3 separate regions of the Mus musculus genome follow, and all the other regions are linked to region 1. Evidence: chromatin loops called from intact Hi-C (ENCODE). Cell type or tissue: left cerebral cortex. All regions are shown on one strand.

What was found. Peaks named below come from ENCODE experiments on the same cell type or tissue, not always from the same donor. Only the 100,000 strongest peaks of a DNase experiment are listed, where the experiment ranks them.
Region 2: it touches region 1 in a loop (3-fold over the local background); 2 of 42 quality-filtered maps call a loop at or near these places.
Region 3: a loop joins it to region 1, with 2.3 times the contacts of the local background. A loop is called at or near these places in 2 of 42 quality-filtered maps.

The regions. Positions count from the first base shown.
Region 1 is chr10:42,338,896-42,341,395 of GRCm38, reverse strand. Afg1l (AFG1 like ATPase) reads left to right here. Exons shown (of 13, transcript NM_145743.2): 9 at 1,144-1,214; 10 at 1,471-1,571. Among named protein-coding and RNA genes, the nearest start is that of Foxo3, 63 kb to the right of the region's middle. In left cerebral cortex, no CTCF peak of the experiment used is centred here; a DNase peak (open chromatin) is centred at 1,523; H3K27ac peaks cover 328 bases.
Region 2 is chr10:42,500,960-42,503,459 of GRCm38, reverse strand. It overlaps Snx3 (sorting nexin 3), which reads right to left and starts at 1,406. Exons shown (of 4, transcript NM_017472.4): 1 at 968-1,406. The coding sequence starts at 1,129. In left cerebral cortex, no CTCF peak of the experiment used is centred here; DNase peaks (open chromatin) are centred at 801 and 1,435; H3K4me3 peaks cover 1,898 bases; H3K27ac peaks cover 1,928 bases.
Region 3 is chr10:42,583,099-42,585,598 of GRCm38, reverse strand. It overlaps Nr2e1 (nuclear receptor subfamily 2, group E, member 1), which reads left to right and starts at 2,009. Exons shown (of 9, transcript NM_152229.3): 1 at 2,009-2,500. It overlaps Gm38491 (predicted gene, 38491), which reads right to left and starts at 1,807. Exons shown (of 2, transcript NR_169130.1): 1 at 1,733-1,807; 2 at 1-1,619. In left cerebral cortex, a CTCF peak has its summit at 1,804; DNase peaks (open chromatin) are centred at 1,326, 1,948, 2,169 and 2,424; H3K4me3 peaks cover 1,885 bases; H3K27ac peaks cover 823 bases.

The DNA.
Region 1 (2,500 bases):
GTGGGCGGCCTCTTTGTGCTGACTGCAGCTGTGCTCTAAGTTGCTGCTGCATTTGCTGCAGCTGAGGAGCTCCGTGGTTGTGTGTTAAATGTCAGCAGCCTGCTAAGAAAGATTCTGTTTAGTCTAAACTTTATCTTAATGACTAGTTTTCAATAAAATTGAAAGGATGTCAGTCACTTCCACAATTAGCTAAGATTGATTTGTTTCAAAATTAAGCATATTGTCAGGTCATCTTGTGCAAGTTTGTGTGCGGGATGAGAGGAAACTTAGATTCGCACTTGAAGGGTTTTTTGGAATGGCCTTTCTTCTACCAGTTATTTCTCCTATTGACTGTTAATTTATCAACCCTTCTTTGAAAAAAAAAAAGTGAGAAGAAAAGAGGCCACAGCACTATCACATCTCTATATGTGAGCTCCTTAAACCATATGGTGATTTCTAATTAGAATACAAAAGACTGGGTGGTAAGACTCACTCCATAGCCTGGGCAATGAGGGCCTCACAGAAGGAGGGGGCGGGGGTGGGATTCCAACAAGGACATTTTTGAGAGAAACTGGAGTCTATTCTTGTCCTTATCCTGACAGAAGTCTGTCCTGAATGTGTTCAGACGCATAGAAGTCTGATAAAGTTTCTGAGGTGCTGATTAAGTTGGTGTTTGGAAGCTAGTGATCTCATCCTGAGAGCTCGATCCTCTCAGCCGGTGGCTTGACTTGGTTTTTCTCATTCTCAAAACACCCTCAATCTTTAATTCCACGTGTACCCTCTCAATGGCGATTTCAAAGGATACTTGCTGGATGCTTGACTGCCTTGCCTATTTGCTCTTGTTTTGCATGCAAGAGAGAGCCAGAAGCTTTCTTCTCATTGTGTACACATAGTATTAATGGATTTACTCCGCCTGTATTGTCTCATTACTGGAAACATCTAGAAGCTCAGAAGTCTTTCAATGTATGCAAATAAGGCAGGATCATCTACCTGAGAGTTAATATTCACTGCTTTTAAGTGTATTCTAAATCTAATGTTTGTATTTAGAGCATAACATCCTGTTCTCCTTTTTTTATGGGCAAAAAGCTAAGCAGGCTCAGGCAGCTGTTTGATGTTGGCTTCAAGTGTTATTAATTTCATATTCTATTATTCTTTTCACTGTAGCACAAGTGAGGCTGATGTGGAGGCCGTCGTGGATAAGTTGTTTGATGAGCTGGCTCAGAAACAAAATGATTGTACGTAAGTTAATTTCTCTTGAAAGAGAATACATTTAGAACACAATGCCCAATCTCCACTGACCAATTAATAAGTTCCATTGCTGTATACGGGTTGATGCCACACTCAAGTGGCCGTCATTGTATCAGCATTTTCTCTAATTTATGTGTTGAATCATGTGCTATTATTCATCAAGCTATGCATTTCCTATCTGTAAGAGATGAATTTTATAGTAATTATCCAGACAAGATTGAGTCTTTGTTCATGTTCCCATAGTAACTAGCCCAAGGATTCTGAAAGTGCAAGGCAGAGAGCTGCGGCTGAATAAAGCCTGTGGAAGCGTTGCCGACTGCACATTTGAAGAGCTGTGTGAGAGAGTAAGTATCCAGGCCTGGCCAGACTCACTGGCCTTTTCACATGTTAAAATACTTCATGTTTTCCCCTCAGCCAGCTTCAGATTTTAAAACGCCATTCACAGAGTCAGAACGGAGGAAGAAATCTCCCTAAGGGACATTTTTCATCCATTTACCGAGCAATGTTTGTAGGTTCTGGCACAAAATCTGCTCTTTGAAGGGCTTTCAGGAAAAAAAAAATCAGAAATGCAGAGACAACTGTCAACTGTTGCTGGAAGCAGAAGCAAAATCAGTGTCATATATGGCTCTATTGTGAAAGTCACATGTGAGGGGAGTAAGGAAAACTGAGGTGTAAGGGATGGCAAGATGGCACAGTGGGTAAGGACACTTGCAGCCAAGTCTGGCCATCTGAGCTCTGTTCTCCATGGTCCCACATGGTGGAAGAAGAGAGAGCAACTCCCACAGGTTGCCTTCCAGCCTGAGCATGGATGCATGGAATAAATGGTAAATGGAAAAAAATTTTTTTACAAGGAGAAAAAAAATGAGGTGAGATTAGTGGGGATGAGAAGCAAGATAAGCAATTTTACTGTGATCTCAGGAGACGCGGGTAAAGAGCTGCATATTTCAGATTCATTGTTCAGCTGCCATGCTGTCTGAGCTGCTGGCCAGGTGAAAGAACATCAATTTAAAAAAAAACTATGACACTGGTATTATAATAGAAGTAGTTTATCTCACAGATGGAATATTTGCACACACACACACACACCCATATCAGAACATCTTTGACCACAAATCCTCTGTAAATATGAAGTCTTTTCAAAGTGTGGGGGTCTCAGTGCTCAGTAGAATACTCGATGTGATTATCCTGTGTAAATCCTGAGGCGCTCGAGTAACTTTCCACAGAGTTCCTCAATCGAGCATCCTCCCAGGCCCTGATTCCTGGCTTTAGCTAG
Region 2 (2,500 bases), 160 kb before region 1:
CCAAAATTCTCATGGTTACTATTTAATATTTAATTTTTAGCAATGAATTAATTTAATAAGTTTTTTTTTCAAATGTGGAAAAACCCTTCCATCCTGCTCTACAGAGTAAAAAAAGCAGTACTTTCATTTAGTGTCCCTCGAATCATCTAAATTACTTACTGCCAAAACCCCATTAGTTATGGGATTCTAAGAGTACGTTTCTACTTCACCCTATTCCTTTTTTCAGTTGAAGTGAAAAAGCTAAAGCCAGACACTTAGATGAGTAGGGTTCCCTAGTCCCGGGCAGTTGCTTTTTTGGACACTGAGGAAGATGACATTCCACACACCTAGGCCTTCAGCAGGACAGCCAAGCATGCTAAGGTCAACCATTTCTCATCGCTGCTAACCGCTTGGTTGAGCCCTACCACAAAAATCTGACGCGCTCCCGTGAACTCGCCATCAAGTTCTGCTCACAGACGTGTACGGCCCAGGATACTCTTACTGTAGCTTGAGACAGGCCTGGAAAGAGCAGCTAAGCTTGGCTTCACTACGTCTTGGTAAGCGTCCAGGAAAAAAAAAAAAAAGAGACAGGGAGGGAGAGAGGGCTTCAACTTTGCGCACACACGCCCCCCTCCCCCTTTCTTCCTCAGTCACACCTAGCTCTCTTTTCGGAGAACAGTGTTCTCGAAAGATCTACCTCTTCAACTCAAATGTCAAGCCCAGATCAGCTGCCTGAGATCTCGGCTAGCAGAGCTCAACCCACGCCCTCGTCTTCCAGCACCTTCTACCGGAGCCAGCGAGCTGGTCCCCATACAAACTGTCCACGGAGAGCGAGCGAAACCCTGGCTCACGCCTCCGCCCGCAGACAAGCTGCCTCGCAGGGGCGTCTGGCCTGGGCGGCCGCTGAGACCTCAAGGCCCCGCGCCGGGGTCCGGCGGGACTTGGCGGCCCCGGAGCGAGGGATGCGGGAGAGGGGCGGACGCCTCACCTTGACCCTGATCTCGTAGGTGGTGAAGCGGCCCCGGCCGACCCCCACGGTCTGCGGGTTGCTCACGTCGATCTCGAGGAAGTTGCTGGGCGGCCCGTAGGCGTCATTCAGATTCTGCGGCTTGGTGATGAGCCGCCGGGTGTCCGCTACCGTCTCCGCCATTTCGCTGTCGCCGCGGCAGCCGCGGGCTTCTCTCCACCGCCTTCCGCCAACGCCACCGCCGCCCGCCGCGGGGACTCCCGGCTCGCGCGCAGCGAACGGAGACGAACGAGCACGTAGGACGGGTGGGCGTTCGTTCCGCGCGAAGCTCCGCCCCAGGCTGCTCGGGCTTCCGCCCTCTGCCCAGGGAGAAACAGCTGACTGGCCTGAACGCCGCGCCCGGTTCGCAGGCCCCGCGGCGGCCCCGAGGGACACTGCGGGGTGGGGCTGAGGCGCGGCGGCGTCACGGGACTGTGGGCGCCAAGGATATGGGGAGACTACAATAACCACAATGCCTCGGGCGAGCGCGCCGCCGCCGAGTGACGCGCAGGCGTAGTAGGGGAGCTCTGGGGAGGAGGTGTGGGTTTCCGGCTTTTCTGACCCAGCTTCTCTGCGGGGAGGGACTCCGGAAACGATTTTAGCTGTTCTGGCGCAGTGAAGGCAGTCGTTGGGACGGCAGGGAGGAGACAAAACTGCCTATGCTGTAAGACAGCCAATCCAGTGCATCACTGTGATCCCTGGAAATTCATTTCTAGAAACCTTTAATAAACGTCTCAAATGAATCAGTACACATCTGTAATCCTGACCTTTGGCAAATGGAGAGCGGAGAATCAGGAGCTCGAGGCCAGCCTGGGCTACATGAGACCTTATCTTTAAAAACCAAGGGAGAGCCGGGCGGTGGTGGCGCAGGCCTTTAATCCCAGCACTTGGGAGGCAGAGGCAGGCGGGTTTCTGAGTTCGAGGCCAGCCTGGTCTACAAAGTGAGTTCCAGGACAGCCAGGGCTATACAGAGAAACCCTGTCTTGAAAAAAACACAAAACAAAACCAAAACAAAACAAAAGGCTTTTTAGCCAGGCGTGGTGGAGGCAGAGGCAGGCGGGATTTCTGAGTTCTAGGCCACTGGTCTACAGAGTGAGTTGACAGCCAGGGCTACACAGTAGCCCTCAAAAAACAAACAAAAAATGATGATGTAACTCAGTTGGTAGATTGATTGCCTAGGATTCATAAAGTCCTGGGTCCAGTCCCCAAGAAGGACATTAATCCCGGCATAATGTAATGCCAGCACTCAGAAGGCTGAGACTCAGAAGTTTCAAGGTCACCCTGTTCTACACTGATAGATTCGAAGCAGTAAATAAGGGAGTGGAATTTTTTAAACCTGATAAGCTCAAACTAAGGTCAAACAGTGCCTAAAGACTGGTCTGGCCCCTGAAATAAGAAAGCAAAATAAGAAAGACAAGATGAAGGCCGGGAACCCTGTCTGGGTAAGCGGCCACTCTTGTTTCCCACAAATCCTGGTAAATGTGTTTTGTTTTTAAGCGGTAAATCTCAAATTGT
Region 3 (2,500 bases), 240 kb before region 1:
AGAACATTCCAATTTTGTTTGGGGGACAACTGTGTGAGTTTGGGAGTATTTTTCACAAGTTTTGGTGTCTGTAAATGAGTCAGCAGGCACTGCAGGAGGAGTCGAGAGTTGTTTGGAATCCAGAGCAGCCAAGTCCTTCTACCTTCCAGACTGGGCACCTGAAACATCCCTAGTTCTCTTCCTGTCCACAAATCCTTAAACTTCTCCCTGAAGACAAGTCCGTGTTTAGTTCCCACCACCACTTGCCCACATCTTTGCCCACGGCAAATTAGTTCCACTTGAAGTCCTTTGTCCTTGACCAAGCACCCCCCTTCTGCCTCCACATCGCGATGGTGGTGTCTGCCACAGCAGCATCAATTGGATCTCTGGCAAGAGTTAGACCCGAGGACCAAAAGCCGAGCCTGGCACCCTGTCTCTAAAACCCTAGCCGGAAATGCCTCTCCTCTCTTTGCACTGAGTTCGAGTTTGAGCTGTGCCGCGAGCAGGGCTCGCTGGCAGCCCAAGTTGACTGTCAAAAAAAAAATGTTAATTTTCCCTCCTTGTCATCTAAAAATCCCCAGCTTACCCTATACTCGCCCTTGTTTGAAAGACCATAAAGGAGAGGTGGTATGGGACACGATCACCCGCCTCTCGGTTGTTCCAAGTGGCCTGGCCCTAAGCCTGGTAGTTGCTGTGTGTGCTGCTCTTGGTTCCTTGCCTCCCAGGCTCGGGCAATCCGGGAAAAGTTGCTTTCACGTGCTGAGGCCTGAGACAGGAGCATACAGCCCTTTCGAGTTGGGACCCGGTCCTTGGATCTGCAGGGCCAGGCAGTCACACGGGAGACTCCAACAGGCACTGCGGCCAGGTGAGGAGGGAGCTGCGGGAAGGGTGGGCTAGCGACCAGGAGGAGCGCTGTCCACAGCTCGCCAGCCCCCAGCCTCCAATTCGGTCTGGAGAGCTGGAGGCGCGACCTCTGACCCCCGGCCGGGCCCACGCCCCGAGGAGAGGCTGGCAAGCTCTTGTTCGACAAGTTCAAGCGGCGGAGGGAGCTTAAATAGAATTAATCTCTTAGAGATCGGAGATCAAGGCTCCCTCGGCGCGCGCTGTCCCCGCGCCGCGCCACGACCAAGATGCCAGAGAGCTCTAGGATTTCGGGTAGGCGACCCGGCTGGGGAGGAAGGTGGCGGAGCTCTCCAGAGTCCCCAGGCCTGCAGGGGTAAGCCAGCGACGCCCGCTGGGGACCAACCGCAGGAGGGAAGGCTTTGAGGCTTTGCCTCTCAGCTGCTCAGTACACGCAATGGAGGCGAGAGGGACGCCGCCAGCTCCGGGTTGGCCGGTTTTGTTTGCAAGAAGCTGGCGAAGCCCTCCCCGCGGCGGTGCCCAAAGCCGTCACGCCGAGGCCGAGGGACCGCAAGATCCCAGCCCAGTCCCCAAGACCGCGCACCGCGACCTCAGCTCTGGCTTTCCATAGATAGTTGCAAAATGAATAAATTACTCACCTCGGGCCAGATCCAAGTTTTACCCAACAGAAGGGGCGCGAGACCAACAATGAACCAACTCACATGGCCATGTCCGGGCGCACACAATCATACACAGACACAGCTACCCAATATCTTCCACGAATCTATCTGTCTGGCATTCTGGAGAGAGGGGAAAAGCGTTTTGAGAGAGCCCCACCACCCCTCCCCTCCTCCCTTCCCGTGAAATATAAAAATTCATATTTTTTTTATTACAAGAGCGGCTCCGTCCTCACCATCACGCACGCACGGAGCCGCTTGCCCGTATTCACTCTCAACTCGTCAGCTCCGAGAGCGCTTGCATTTTCTTTGGAAGCCGCTTGGAGGTTCATTAATATCATTAGCATTTAACCCCCTCCCTCTTCCCATCTCCTCCCCGCACATGGCTGACGTCAGACCCCGCCAGGAGTTGGGGGAAAAGCTAAGTGGGCCAGGGACGCCCTATTCCCCTCCCCGCGGCTGCCTGTCAGAGCGCTACTGGAGATATTACCAGAGACCCGGCCCGCAGCGACAGGCACAAAGTCACAGGGTAATGAACTTCGGGGACCCTTCGCCGCTGCGTGCGCGGCTGTCCCCGGAAACTCGGATCTGGCCACCTCTCCCCTTGGAAGATCTCCCAGCAATCTAGTTTCCCCTCTCGGCGCCGGGGCTCCGGCAGCGAGGAGCTTAATCTGCCTCTGAGACTGCGGCTGTGATTTTCGCCTTTCCACAGAAGATCTGCAGTCTGCAGAGAGCTGCCCACTCTGCACGCCTGTGTGGAGGGAGAGATTGGAAGCAGTACCAAGCATGGGGAACGAGGGGAAGTTCGCCTTCGTTGCTCCGTAGGAAGACCATTTCCGTGTCTCCATCTCTGTCCTTCCATATTCCCCTCGCGCTGTCCTCCCTCTTCAGCCTGCCTGTCCATCTCTCCATCTGTCTGTTCAAGACTGTGTCCACATCAAGCCGCATCCCCAGCAGCTGCAGTTTTGCTAGAGCCGGGAAAGAAACTTAAGGATGCTTACATT